2 separate regions of the Homo sapiens genome follow, and region 1 is linked to region 2. A link is a contact called in ENCODE Hi-C or POLR2A ChIA-PET data. All regions are on one chromosome and are shown on one strand. Each heading gives the region's core, a stretch centred on a gene start or an enhancer-like site at or near the end of the contact. The rest is flanking DNA. Distances are from core to core; before and after follow the strand shown.

Evidence for each region. Hi-C counts contacts between places; a loop is a spot of excess contacts on that map. ChIA-PET counts read pairs that join two places held with the same protein, here RNA polymerase II (POLR2A).
Region 1: a map of mammary epithelial cell shows a loop between it and region 2 (1.9-fold over the local background). The contact joins two enhancer-like sites. A Hi-C loop is called at or near these places in 1 of 168 maps with a recorded cell type or tissue (mammary epithelial cell). POLR2A ChIA-PET finds 5 or more read pairs at or near these places in 3 of 52 experiments (AG04450, WTC11 and activated B cell).

What each region holds. Positions count from the first base shown.
Region 1 is chr20:50,305,203-50,312,210 of GRCh38, forward strand. It overlaps LINC01270 (long intergenic non-protein coding RNA 1270), which reads left to right. Exons shown (of 5, transcript NR_034124.1): 3 at 6,603-6,812. It overlaps LINC01271 (long intergenic non-protein coding RNA 1271), which reads right to left. Exons shown (of 3, transcript NR_109950.1): 3 at 5,509-6,047. Among named protein-coding and RNA genes, the nearest start is that of LINC01271, 13 kb to the right of the region's middle. RefSeq lists enhancers at 1-553, 3,332-3,843, 3,844-4,354 and a silencer at 850-1,144. Within about 2 kb of position 3,514, at least 31 of the 41 ENCODE cell types and tissues checked have a DNase peak (open chromatin) inside an H3K27ac peak, as active enhancers do.
Region 2 is chr20:50,240,453-50,247,522 of GRCh38, forward strand. LOC107985386 (a long non-coding RNA gene) reads right to left here and starts at 7,039. Exons shown (of 3, transcript XR_001754718.2): 1 at 6,942-7,039; 2 at 2,241-2,395. Within about 2 kb of position 2,904, at least 10 of the 41 ENCODE cell types and tissues checked have a DNase peak (open chromatin) inside an H3K27ac peak, as active enhancers do.

The DNA.
Region 1 (7,008 bases), core at 2,264-4,763, 65 kb after region 2:
TTTTCAACCCCAGAGCCAGTCTCTTTTTCCTCTAAAACCACCCAGACTTTGGCCCTGGTTCTAGGCCTGAATTGGCTTCCCAAGAACCCCAGTCTCTGAGCTCCTCAGGGTCATGGTTTACCTTTCCTTCTGCCCCACAAGGCCCAGCACCACCCCCGGGGGACGATGACGGGCTGAGACTTGGCTGGTGTTGGGGGGCCGGCTGGGCCTGTGGGAGGCAGACCCACATGTGCTCTGAGATGTGTCAGCTGGGCCTGGTCACACTCTCTGCGGCTCATCCCTGAGGCATGTGGAACCAGGCGCTGTGCTCGTGGCCCAGCCAGGGTGGTAGGCGGGGCCAGGCCCGGGACATGGTGTATGTCAAGGCCACGCACAACAGGCCTGATGTTCCAGCCGCAAACACATTGGTTGGAAAGAGGAAAGGAGGAGGGAGAGGCAGAGCCGCTTTAAAGACAGTACCCAAAATACAGAGGCAGAAAGAGCCGAACTCACACTGTAAGTTGCTGTGTGACCTTGGGCACGTCACCTCACCTCTCTGAGCCTCTAGCTTAAGATAGAACTAAGGACAGACCCCAGCTTGCAGCCTCGTGGGCATATGCAGTGGTACAGTGGCTGATGTGGGGCCTAATGCCTAGAAGGGCAGCCTGGAATGGAGGCAAAAATCACAGACTTTGGGGCCAGATGAGGTTGCCACTTGTGAGCTGGGTGACCCTGGGCAGGTCGCTTCTCCATCTGCATCCCCAGGGAAGGTCCTCACCAAGTTATTCTGCCAAAAAAAGAATCCATTCACCGAACAAATATTTATTGGGCAATTCCTGTGGGTCAGGCGCTGGGGACATGGCAGGACATAGGACGGTCAAAGGTCTCTGCCCCCGTGGAGTTCACACTTGTGGAGAGAGCAGGCAATACACAAGATAAATAAGTTGCATATTGCATTTGAGAAGATCCATGCTAGGGAGAGAAATGAAGCAGGAAAAGGAGATGGGATTTCAATGGGCGGGGCAGGAACAGCCTGGTGAGCAGGTGACAGCTGACAACGATCTGTAGGAGGTGAGGGAGGGAGCCGCGGGGAGGGGAGAGTGTTCCAGGCAGTGGGAACGGTGCACAGGCCCTGAGTGGGGGCTGTGGCTGTTGTGTTTGGGGTGTAGCAAAGAGGCCAGTGTGTGGAACAGGGTGAGCGAGGGAGAGAGACTAGGAGGACGTGAGGGCCAAGAGGCCGTGGGGGGCGGATCCTGCAGGGCCACGTGGGCTGTTAAAGGACTTTGGCTTTTTCTCTGCAGGACATGGGAGTCATGGAGGGTTCTGAGCATAGAAGGGACGTGGTCTGACTTCAGTTTTCATGGATCCCTCTGGCTGCAGTGGAGAATGGGCTGGAGGGGCCAGGGCCAGGACAGAGGCAGGGGGGATAGTGGGGAGGTGATGGCAATAGTCCACCCTCTGTTTAGTGATCCTGGTCCTTCCCCGCTCTAAAGCCTTCCTGACTTCCCATCGCCTCTGGACAAAGCTCAAACTCCTTAGCGTGACATTCAAGGCCCGCTTACCTGACTCTAGCTGCTCCCTGCCCCGGCTCCTCACTCTCCACAGCATCCCAACCAGATATCCTTCCTTCCCTGCTCCACATGCGGTCCACCTTTGCCCGTGCTGTTTCCTCTGCCAGGAATGCCCTTCCTGTCCCCCTTTGTGACCCAGTTCATGTAAGGCTGAGTCCCACAAGCTAGGAGATAGAAAAGGAAGGAATAGAGGAAAGGCTGTTCCTGGGGAGGGTCAGGGAGGGCCAGGTTTCGGCTCCCCTCTTCTTCCTGGAATTCATCCTCCATGGCCTCCGCAGCTGAGGGCAGGCTCAGGAGCTGGGAGTGGGGCTGTAGCCCACACGACCATGCTGTGTGACCTTGGGCAAGTCACCCACCCTCTCTGGGCCTTGGCTTTTCTGCTCTGTAAAATGGGGAGGATCCTGGAGCTCCTCATGGTGGTTCTGTGCACCCAAGGGCTGTGGCAACTGTGGGAATAATGGCATCCTGGGGAAGACATAACTGCACTTCCTTGCCCAGCCACGACAGGCCAGCTCAGGGTGGCCCTGAGCTGATGCTAGGGGTAGCTTGCAGGAGGGGTGCCCTCTGAAGCCCTGAGCATCTCCAGTTCAGTCACCCCTGAGTGACCTGAGCACCTACAGTGTGTCCAGCCCCAGCACTGTGCTTGAGCACGGACAGAGGCCAGACAGCCTGGTTTCAAATCCCAGCTCTGTCACTTCCTAGCTGTGTGATCTGGGCAAGTAATGTAACCCAGCTGGGCCTTGGTTTCTCACCTGTGACATGGGGACAGTAAGAGTGCTCTCCTCCTGGGAAGCTCAAAGAAGCCAGTGTGCTCCTATAAATACCATGCTCAGTGCGTGGAGGAAGCAGCTTATCAAGGCCAACTAGCATTTTTTTTATTATTATTATTATTATTATTATTATCACCACTGTCATTTCCTGGCTTTGTGGCCTCAGGCATCACTTGCTTCACTGTGCCTCAGTTTTCTCCTCTGTGAGATGGGGTAATAGTCCCACCTTCGAAGAGTTGCCATGAGGACTGAGCCTGACGCATGTAAATGAGCCTGGAGCAGAGTAGGTACTCTGTGATTTTTGTTTGTTTGTTTGTTTGAGATAGGGTCTCGCTCTGTTGCCCAGGCTGGAGTGTGGTGGCAAGATCTTGGCTCACTGCAACCTCTGCCTCCCAGGTTCAAGCGATTCTCCCACCTCAGCCTCCCAGGTAGCTGGGACTACAGGCGTGCGCCACCATGGGCGGCTAATTTTTGTATTTGTAGTGGAGACGGGGTTTCACCATGTTGGCCAGGCTGGTCTTAAAACTCCTGACCTCAAGTGATCTGCCCGCCTCGGCCTCCCAAAGTGCTGGGATTACAGGCGTGAGCCACCGCGCCTGGCCTCAGTCTGTAATTTCTTAAGAAAAACATTTCAAATGCAGAATTTATTTTATTCACTACCATAAGTCATCACTGATATATGAATAGTCCCTATGAAATCCTTTGTTATTCCTCTAGTCAGACAAATGCTCGTTTGGTTTAATCTGACTTAACAAATTAACGAGATGAGGAAGAAAATTCCAGGCCTTGGGACATTCACTGAAGCCCAACCAGGCACCAAGAGACACATGTCCTTCTAGTCCTTCTAATGAAGAGTGGAGGAAGATCAACACGATCCTTATTTACACTTCAAGTCATTATGACTCTGCAGCTGGGTGACCTTGGGCAAGTCCCTTCCCTTCTCAGACCCTGAGTCTCTTCTTTCCTAAAATAAGTGTGATAGCTTCCTACCTGCCCTGTCTAGCTCACAGGATTATGGTCTGGCTCCAAGACATCACGGCTATCATTTATTAAGTCCCTCCTGTATGCAAAGTCCCTCTTCCTGACCACCCTGCCTCCTTCCAGGAGGGAACTGGATGCTGCTTGTTTTCAGGACAGGACAGTGAGGCTGGGGAGGTGGCGGAGGATGCTGCCCAGGGAGAGGAGGAAGTAGGGGGCTGGGGCTGGCTGGGCTGACGCAGCTGTGATGTCAGACACCCGCCACAGGCAGCCGGCCCAGTGCTAACTGTGCGCTCTCTGCTGGTCTGGCCTGGCGCCTGCCCCCTCCTCCCCCCGCCACCCCCCTTAACCCCTTCCCGGCCTCCTCTTCCCAGACGGCCATCCCCCAGGCCCAGCCTTGCCCACAAGATTCCCAGATTTCACAACTGGGGCTGGCGCTGAATCATGTACAGTAAGTCCGGGGAGAGAAACTCCCGGCTGCCTGGCGTCCCCGGGACAGGACAGCTGCCAAGCCTGCCCTCCCTCCCAGGGGCCCACCGGCAGCCAGGGATCATCCCCTCTGGGCCCCTGACCAGCTAGGGGGTGATGGGCGAGACACACAACCTCCCTTGGCTGTGCCAGGGATCAAGGGACCGTGTGGTTTCCAGGGAACCTTCAGGCTCTGGAGGGATAGGGGCAGGCCAGGGTGGTGGGAGAGGGGTCGAAGTGGCCTTGTATTCAACCACGGCCTGCCACCAAATCACTGGTGACCTGGAGCAGTCCCTAACTGTAACTCTAAGTTACGGTTTCCTTATCTGGAAAGTGGGGATAATCACAGCCCTGACCTCACAGGTGGCTGGAAGGACTCTGAGAAGATCTGTGTACAGTGCTTACCGCAGGAAGCGCCCAATAAATATTATTATTATTGTTGTGACGTCGAGCTGGTCATGACACGCTTTAAGACCCTGGAGAAATCATCCAGTTCTTTGGAGGACGTCTCCCCTGAAACACCCACCCCTCCCGCTGTGATACAAATTACATCTTATCTTTTCAAAACTTCTTCAGTACATCAGCAAACATTTATTGAGCACCACTGTGTTCCGTGCCTGCTACCAGGTCCTGGAGATACAGCAGTGGACAAAACAGAAAGACATTTAAAAGCCCTCTGTTCTCGTGGAGCCTGTATTCTAGCTGAGGAGAATCAGACATTTGAGGTCATTTCAGTAAGTGAGCAGGGCTCCAAAGGAAATAAAGCAGAAGGTGCGATGGAGAGAGCCTGGGAGGTCCCCTCTGATGGGGTGACATTTGAACAGAAGCCCCAACAAAGAGGAGAAGCCCACGTGCAAAGGCAGGGGGTGGGAAACGGTGCTCCAGGCAGAGGGAACCGCAGGTGCTAAGGCCAGGCTGTGGGATCCTCTTGTTGAAGGCTCAGCAAGGGCAGTGTGGCTGGAGCAGAGGGAGTGAGTGAGGGGCAGAGGGGTGGGAGGTGAGCTTAGTGGGGCCCCCACCCTGGAGCAGCTCTCCTAATGCCAGGCTCTTCCTGAAAGTGGCCACCTGGTGCCTGACTTCTACCTGTAGGGGCAGCCACCTGACAAGGGCCCAGCTTCTTCCCATCCGGGGTCCCAAGGCCCCGGAGCTGCCTGCTCACAGTAGAAAGCCTCATTCCCAGGAACCCCACGGAGGGCCAGGCTCCCCGCCCCTGCCCTTTGCTCAGGCTGCCGCTGGGACTCCCCTGCCCCTCCCGGAGGATGTGACCCTCCCTGCCTCTCAGCCGCTCAGAGTGTGGGCATCTGCATCTCGGAGTCTCAGTGTGCCCACCTGTGAGATGGGCACCATGTTGCCTCAGGGAGGGAGTAAAAGGAGGAAGGGAGCTCTGGCCTTAGTATCTGTCCCCTGAACCCTGGAAGAAGGAAAACATCGGGGCTCACTGGGGACCAGGCTGTGCGTTCATAGCTGGACGGAGAGCTCAGGCGTGTGTATGTGCGTGTGTGCATGTGTGTGCATCTGCGTGTGTGTGCATGTGTGTGTGTGCACGTATGGGGTGGGGGAGACGGGGGTGGCATCAAGACCCAGGAGCCACAAGAGTGAGGAAGAGGGAAGGGGTGGGCTTCCAGGGACAGGGGGCAGTCAGAGCCTGGTTCTGGCGCCCAAGTGGGGATTGGGGCAGGGGGAATAAGAGGCCTGCCCTCCCTCCTGGGGGCCCAGCGGCAGCCAGGGATGATTTCCTGGGATGTTTTAAAAATCATTTATTTCTAGAAAAGTCTTTCATCATTTCCCTTCAGGTCACGGAGGCTGAGATGGCTGACGGGGTAGGTGGCTGTGGCCTGATGTGTCACTTTTGGCCTCAAACTGAGGCAATGGGGACGAAGTGGCTGCGAGGCGCAGTATCTGGCATATGTGTGAGAAACAACCACAGTGCCCTGGGGAGGGGCCACGTCCTCACCCCGCACCGCCAGGGTCTCAGCGTGTCTCCCAAAGGTCATGTGGGCCTTTAAGAGGTGGTTGGGTCCTGAGAGCTCTGCCCTTATGAATGGATTAGTATCATTATTGCAGGAGTGGCTTCATGATGGAGAGAGTGGATTTGTCATGAAAGTGAGTTCGGCCATTCCTTGCTGTCTCACGTGCCACCTCTTGCCATGGGATGCCCTCGCCATGGGATGACAGCAAGAAGGCCCTTGCTTGAGTGAGCCCCTCCATCTTCGGCTCTCCGGCCTCCAGGACTGTTAGAAATACATCTCTGTTCTTTGTAAATTACCCAGGCTGTAGTACTCTGTTATAGCAACACAAAACAGACTAAGACACTACTATGTAGATGAAGAAACAGGCCCAAGAGGTGAGGAGTGTTGTCCAGGTCTTCTGGCCAGAGGAGCGGCAGAGATGGGATTTCAACCCTGGGACTGTGTGGCTTGTGACCACTCCTAGCTTCAGCCCTGCCCGGTGCTGAGGGGTTTGGGGCCAGAACGATGGCCAGATGTTTGGGCACACTGGGCCCTACCCACCTGGAAAGAGGCTGGCCTGGGGTTGAATGAGAACCAGAAGTGACTCAGGCTAGGACCCCTCTGCACCCTCCCTCAGGCCGTGGGTAATTACCTGCCCAGGTTAATAGCGCCCACTTCCCGCCACCTTTCATCAAGGCTCCTGGAGCTGCCAGGCAGTAATTAACCCTCACAGCACCCTTCTGAAGTCAGCACTGGAGGCAGACGTGTGATGAAACACGTTTATTACAGGTAGGTAAACTGAGGCAGAACCCATTGCAGCCTGGGAGCCTAGCCTGTTGTTCCCCTGTGACTCAGCAGCTCAATCAATCTCTGCTTTCTTCCCACAGGAAGCACCAGTTAGCCCAGATGCTTCTCATCTTTGGAGTTGAGCTGCAGGCTGGAGACCTGGAAGGCCCTCGCAGCGCCTGCTCCCATCCTCTCACCTCACGAAAGCGCAGGAATGTGGGTTTGGAGCCAATGAAAAGTACTGGAATCTGGCTCTGCTCTGTGACCCTGGACAAGTCACTGCCCCTCTCTGGGCTTCAGTTTCCTCCTTGGTAACACAGAATGATTATACCTACCCCTTGGGTTTGTTGACCTGAATCTACCCCTCAGTCATTGCCTTTCCTTCTTGCTGCAGCCACACTGGCCCCTTGACAGTTCCTTGAACACAACAAGCCCTTTCCCACCTCAGGGCCTTTGCATGTGCAGTGCCAGATGCCTGGAATGTCCTTCCTTCCAATCTCCCCATGG
Region 2 (7,070 bases), core at 1,654-4,153:
TTTTACTATTCAAAAAAATTTAAAGGATAAGAACAGAAGTTTCCACGCAGCTATCACTCAACTGCCTGGAAACTTATGTTCTTCTGTGTTCTTTTCTTCCTTAAAAGGAACCACCCCAATATAGGGGATCCCCCCATATCCCTGCCCAGAAGGATCTCTCTTAGAAGTCACTGCAACCTGTGAGCTGAGATTGCACCACCGCACTCCAGTCTGGGCGACGGAGCAAGACTCCGTCTCAAAAAACAAAACAAAACAAAACAAAAAACAAAAAATAAACAACAAAAAAACCAGTCACTGCAACCTGGATTTGATGCTCGTGATTTCCCTGTGTGTCTTTATCCTTCTCTTGTTGGTTTGATGAAGGTATCCACCTGGTTTGATGGAGGTGTAAATGCACACAGTAAAACACACAGATCTTTTTTTTTTTTTTTTTGAGACGGAGTCTCGTCCTGTCGCCCAGGATAGAGTGCAGTGGCACGATTTTGGCTCATTGCAACCTCTGCCTCCCAGGTTCAAGCGATTCTCCTGCCTCAGCCTCCTGAGTACCTGGGACTACAGGCCCGTGCCACCACGCCTGGCTATTTTTTTGTATTTTTAGTAGAGAAGGGGTTTCACTGTGTTAGCCAGGATGGTCTCCATCTCCTGACCTCGAAATGCACAAATCTTAATTGTAGTTTGATGGTCATGGGATCACACCAGATCAAGATGTAGAACATTCCTAGCCTCCAGGGGCTCCCTTCAAAGGTAACTACTGGTCTGATTCCTATTACGATAGATTGGTTTTGCCTATTCTTGAACTTCATATAAGTGAGCCCATTCAGTCTGTGCTCTTTTGTATCAGGCACTTTCACTTAAACTCATCCAATGAGGTCTATCCAAGTTTTGTGTCTGTTTTCACGGCTGTGGAGTATTCCATTGTCTAACTAGACCACAGTTTGTTGAATCACCCTATGGTCAACAGAGATGGGGGTTGTTTCCAGTTTCCACTATTTTGAATAGTGCTGCTGTGAACCTTCTCTTACACATCCGACAGTAGACATAAGCAGGCATTTCCCTTAGTCTATATCCAGGAATGGAATTGCTAGATGATGAGATATGCACATGCTTGGTTTTTGTAGCTATGGCCAGTTTCCCAAAGCAGTTGTAGGACATCTTTAGACTTTTACACACACACACACACACACACACACACACACACACACACACACAGACACACAGACACACGTGGAATCCCTGAGGGATTCGGGGAGCTGCTTTGGGTTGTGGGTGGGATTGTACAGATGGCGTCCCTTGTACATTTGCTTCTGCATCCTGCTTTTTTTCCACCCGATGTTCTGTTCTGGAGTTCCGTCCCCGTTGGCGGAGTGGCTTGGGTGCATCTATTGGTTGTCCCTGTGGGCTTTGTCGTGGGGACAGACCACAGTGCTCTTCCTCAGGCTTCTGCTCCTGGACATTTAGCTTATTCCCGACTGGGACTCTCTTTTTGGCTTTTCATGAATATCCGTTATGCGTTGGGTGAGGCCAGCTAGGACTGGCCGAGGTGCAGGGTGGACATTGGGTCTATCGTGGTGGGAGATGGGGACGAGGGGCTGGTGGCACAGATGGTTTCAAGGGACTTTTAGGGAACTTGGTTATGGTGGGGGAAGAAAGAAACAAGACGGGGGCCTTGGGGGCCAGAAGCCCAGGTTTAAATCCCTGGTCCCCCCTCCTAGCTGTGTGACCTTGGGCATGTGACTTTGCGGCTTGGAGCCTCAGTTACCTCATCTGTAATTTGGGAACATCAACCCTGCCTGATAAGACGGTTGTGAGGGTTGAGTGAGCACAGACATTCAGTGGACCTGGCTAGGATTTGAACCCCTTTATTAACTGATTGACCTCGGGCAAGTTGCTTCACCTGAACCTCAGTTTCCTCATCTGTAAAATGGGGATGATAATAATACCTGCCTCCCAGCAATTTTATGATGATGAAATGAGATTTCGGACATAAAGCACTTACTAGATGCTCAATACCTGGCGGTCTCTTGTTATTATTACTATTGCGGTTGACTTCTCTGCCTTTCCCTCCAGAAGGTGGGTGGCTAAACAGCAGGAATTGGTCTTTTGTCCCCACCTTCCTCCTGTGGCTCCCACACAGGACAGAGGTGAGGGTCATCTGCATCCAGGGTGTAGACCTCGAGTGAGCCCTGCCCGGCTGGGAGCCTCAGTTCTCTCCTGTAACAGGGGCTCATGGCAGTGCCTACCTGACCAGGTGGCTTCCCAAGGGGCACACGATCTTGTTGGGGAGAAGAGCTGGTCAGGAGGGACCTGTGGACGGGAGACATTTTCCGAGCAATGTTGTGGCTGATGCCATCTGGGGGTCCTCCCAGAGATGGGCGGGGGATGTTGGGCTGAGCCCCTGAGGAAGGAAGACATGGCGTGGGAGTGTAAGAAGGGAGAAGAGGAATGATTCCAGCCCTGCTGACCTCCTGAGGGGAGGTTTCAGCTGCAGGGATGCCAGAGCCGCTTGCTGCAGCGGGGACACTCAGGCCACAGCGAGAGGAAGGCTGGAGTCCTGGGTTCCCAACTTGCCGCTGATGTCCTTGTGCTGTGTGACCCTGGGTGCCTGTCACTCTTACCCTGTGCCTTGGCCTTCGTTCATTGTGAGAATCTCAGACTTGCTCTCTCTTCTGCTGGGTTTCCCGGCCCCCGCAGACCCCCTGGCCTGGCCCCTCTGCCCTCATGGAGGCCGAGGCCAGGGCCCAGGGCCAGGGCTGCGCACCTTGACAACGCGCCCACGCCGGGCACAAAGGCCCATTGTTCGGGCCCACGTTGGCGGGGAAGCGGGCGGGGAGCAGCCGCCTTTCACCCAACCCGCTTGTGGTCGGCGGGGACTGAGGAGCGATTCACAGAGGCCCCCGCCCCCTGTCCGGGCATCCAGCCAGGATGCCTCCCAGGCAGGCACCCTTGCCAAGCTGGGCCTGTGCTACCCAGAACTGGGCCTCAGTTTCCCCAGCTGAGAAAAGGGAAGCAGAGCAGCTCTGATAGTGGGGTAGAGCTTGCTGTTTGGCCTCATTGCCCTGAGATCCACTGCTCTGTGCCTTCCCCAGGCACAGATCAGCTGCCCCTGACATGCCAGAGGAGGCCACGGGATCTGGGGCTTTGGGGCCTGACAAGTCTGGGTTTGGATTCATGCTGGATGATTTTGGGTGAGTCTGTTCAGCTCATGAGCCTTTGTTCTCCCGCCTGTAAAAGGGGGCTTGGAGTCCATGATCCTCAGAGGTAAAATGAGAGAAATGACACCTCAGGGCGGCATTCATTCATTCATTCATTCATTCATTCATTCATTCATTCCAAAAGGTGTACTGGCTGTCAACTCTGTACAGGACCAGCTATAGAATGTTCAGTGTCGTGTGCAAAATTAAACGTGATGGTCCTTGTTCAAAATTAAGAATTTCAAGAGGTAACGGCATTAATCCAAGCATGGGGCCCTGTGTGAAGGCATGCGTTGCAGGTCTGTGAGGCTCACTCTGCCTGTGTGCCAGCCGTTATCCCAGGCACCAGGACCAGGCACTGGGCCCCACTAATGAGAGAGGGAAAAATTTCTGTTGTCATGGAGCTCATAACCTGGCAGGGGGACCTAGAGTCCCTGAACCTTCCCAAGGCCAGGTGCCCCAGGAGGCCTGCTCCTCCTGGGCCTGCTGACCAGGCCAGCGGGGTGAGCGGAGGCACCCAAGCTTCCTTCGAGGCTCCGATGTCAGTGACCACCACATCTGGCTGGGCACCCACAATAATAATGGCTTACATTTGCATAAGACTCTGCCCGGGCTGATCCAGGACCCTTTCTCGGATGAACTCAGCATCTTCGTGGCAACCCTATGAGGAAGGCGAGGCAGCATGGCTCACCCTTTGTATGGATGGAGAAACTGAGGCTCAGGCTCACTGGACCATTCAGCCAGCAAATGGCAGAGGCAGGATTTGAACCCAGGCTGTCTGGTGCCAGGGTCTTCATTTCCTCATTCCATCCTCTGTGGATGGGGACAGCGGTGAGCGAGGTGGTTTATGCTGGCAACAGAGGCCCTGCTGGGGATTGAGGCTGGGAAGGGTGCGGGTGTGCTGGTGGCCCGCCAGCTGCCACCTGGGTTGGCCCTGCTGTGTGGCCCTGAGTCACAGCGCTGTGTCCTGGGAAGCTGGTTGTGCTCCGGGCACCCGTGGGGCCTGAGTCACAGCAGAGCACACCCTACCTTCCTGCCTACCTCCCACCTGGGCCCAGGGACAGGCAGGCCCTCTGAGCAGGTTCTTAGGCAGGCAGTCACATCTCTGCCCAACGTCAGGGGCAAGAAAGAGGCACCTGTGTGTGGCTCCAGAAGCACATTCCTGCTTCCTGTCACTGAGCCCAAATCCATCCTTCCAAGCTACCCTTTGGATGGATTAGCTGGCAGGTAAAGTACTGAGCTCCCCGTCACTGGGAGCATTCAAAGCAGGATAGCCTGTCAGGGGTGCTGAGAAGTGTTCCTGAATCAGGTAGGGCCTGCTGCTGGAGTATGTGAATTCCAATGCCCTAAACATGTGCTTATGTGCTAATTTTTGAATAGCTATGGTGAGCAAATGCTACAAAATCCAAAAGTAGAAAGGGGTATGGAATGAAAGGCAATTCCTCACTCTCTCCTTTCCCCAGCCTCTGACTCCCCCTCCTTAGAGGCAGCCACTGTTAACCTGCTATTTTGGCCAGAGTTAATTTATGTACATACAAACAAATATCTATGTTGTCCTTGCCTCCCTCCCACCCTTCCACACAAATGGTAGCCAATATGTTTCTTACAGTGTTCTGCTCCTCATTTTTTTTTTTTTTTAATTATTTGACAACTTATCCTGGAGACTGTTCTAGATCAGCACACAGAGCTGCCTCATTCTTCTTACCTAGCCACATGGTATTCTGGCCCCTTCCCTTTTAAAATCTATAACTGATTTGATTAAAGGAATTTTCAACCCTGAATTCTACATATTGGGATCTGCACTGTCCTTTGCTCTGGTGGTGGCCTGAGAACATTTTCAAAATTTGGCTGGAGACTATAAGCTCTTTCCACATCCGTGGGGATTTTTGTGTTCTGTTTTTAGTTGACTAAGGCGAGGGCAGCTTTTCATTCACAGCTCTCCACGCCAGGCAGGCACTGGTAATCCACTGGTGAGCCCCACGGGCATCAGCTCATCTGCCGACAGTGTGGCCAGGCTGTGGGAGGAGTATGTGGTGGCAGGGAGCCCAGAAGAAAGGGCTTCCTGTGTTTGTTTAAGTAAGGGGTTAGTGATGGCTCCTCAGAGGTGGGACTATTTGGGCAGGGCCTTAAGGGATGCATAGGAGTTCCTACGAGGAGAAGTATGGAGATGGGCTTGCCAGACAGAGGAAACTGCATGATAAGCGAAACTGCCTGGTAGATGCAGAAACTCCTACCAGCATCCACTTACTGAACACCTACTAAGTGCCAGGCACTGTACTACGTACTTTACAAGTCATTGCTGCATTTCAACTCTTGACAGTTGTAGGCTATTACTAGTCCCATTTTACAGATAGGTTAGTTGAGGTTAGATAGGTTAGAAAAGCCCAGTAACTTGCTCACAGCAACACAGCTACAAATATCGAAGCCTGGGTTTGAACCCAGGCGACTTGGGCTCTTGGCCATTCTACTATCCCACAAGGGTCAAAGGGTAGATGGCGAGGTCCCGAATGCTAGATCTTGACCTTTCAACCTTCCCAGCTCGGGTCCTGCCCCTGCTCAGAGGCCCTTAGTTGTTCCCCACTACTCCAGGACTCATCGGCCTGAGCTGCCCTCTCCCTCCAGCCAGGGTGGGCACCTGGGGCAGCATCAGCCTTTCTGGGTCTGGCTGGGTGTGCTGGGTGCTGCAGGAGGAGCCACACATGGTACTAATGGAGCCAGGGAGCAATTAGGGGGGCATATACCCTGGCCTGTGCCCACTGACCGGTTTTGGATGTAGTTGGAGATGGAACTGGCCCTCTAGGCTTTGTCCCCTGGAGGCCTAGGGACTCTGTCTTCAGGGCAGTGCTGGCTGTCACTTTGGCCCAGCCCCTCTGGCTTCCTGGTTGTGAGCAGCCTCTGGACCCAGAGAACTGTTCTCCCGTGTACCCTGTTGGGCACTGGGCCTGGGGCTTTTTAAACCTCATGGATTCTGCAACGTGGGAATTCATCCCTCCATTTGGCAGATGAAAAAAAGAAGGTTCAGAAAGGTGAAACGACTTGTTCAAGGCCACACAGCGAGGAAAGGGCAGAGCCAGGACAGGAATCCAGACCCTGAGTTTGACTCATAACCACCCTCCACTCCTGCCTCCGTGCAAGAGGATTTTCCAACCTGTCTGCTGCTTGGCAGGGGCTTAATCAACCTCCCTCTCTCTCTCTCTCTCCTGGTCTTCAGGAAAGGGGCAATGAGCCCATTGCCACGGGGTACGGCGGAGCTTGGATGCTGCACCCAGGACTGAAAGGGGGACCTGTGGGCGGCCTCTGCCTCTCCCCGCGCAGCGTCAGGACACAGGCCCACATTCCCTCCTGGCTTCTCCCTGAAGGGAGAGAGAATAATAGTTGGTTCAAATGTCAGGCCTGCTCCGTGCTGGTGGGGAGACTGGTTGAGCAGGTCCGCAGGAGGGACGGAGGGAGGAAATTATTAATAATTGCAAAGCAACCAGCCACACTACAGGCCTTGAGTTGTGTCTGCGTTTGTCTTTGGAGGTGTGGAGTTGGGGGTGCTGATCCTGGGGACCCAGCCCAGGGGTCAGGACAGCCTGGGGACCAGCTGCAGCTTCCCAGAAGCCTGTGTGGGTAGGGGAGATGATGGGGGCACAGAGTCAGCCACCTACCCCTGGCAAGGTGGGACACATCCCAGCCTCCCCATCTTCCACTGACTCAGGGAAGGATCTGTCAACATCTAGGGGAGGGAGGAAAGAGCCTACTACGTACCTTCAGGAAGCTTCTCATTAGGTGATGGATTTAATCCTCACAACAACCAGATGAGGTTGGCCTTGCTATTATCTCCAGTTGGGGAAACTGAAGCACAGAGGGTCTAAGGGTCTAATTGTACAGATTTGA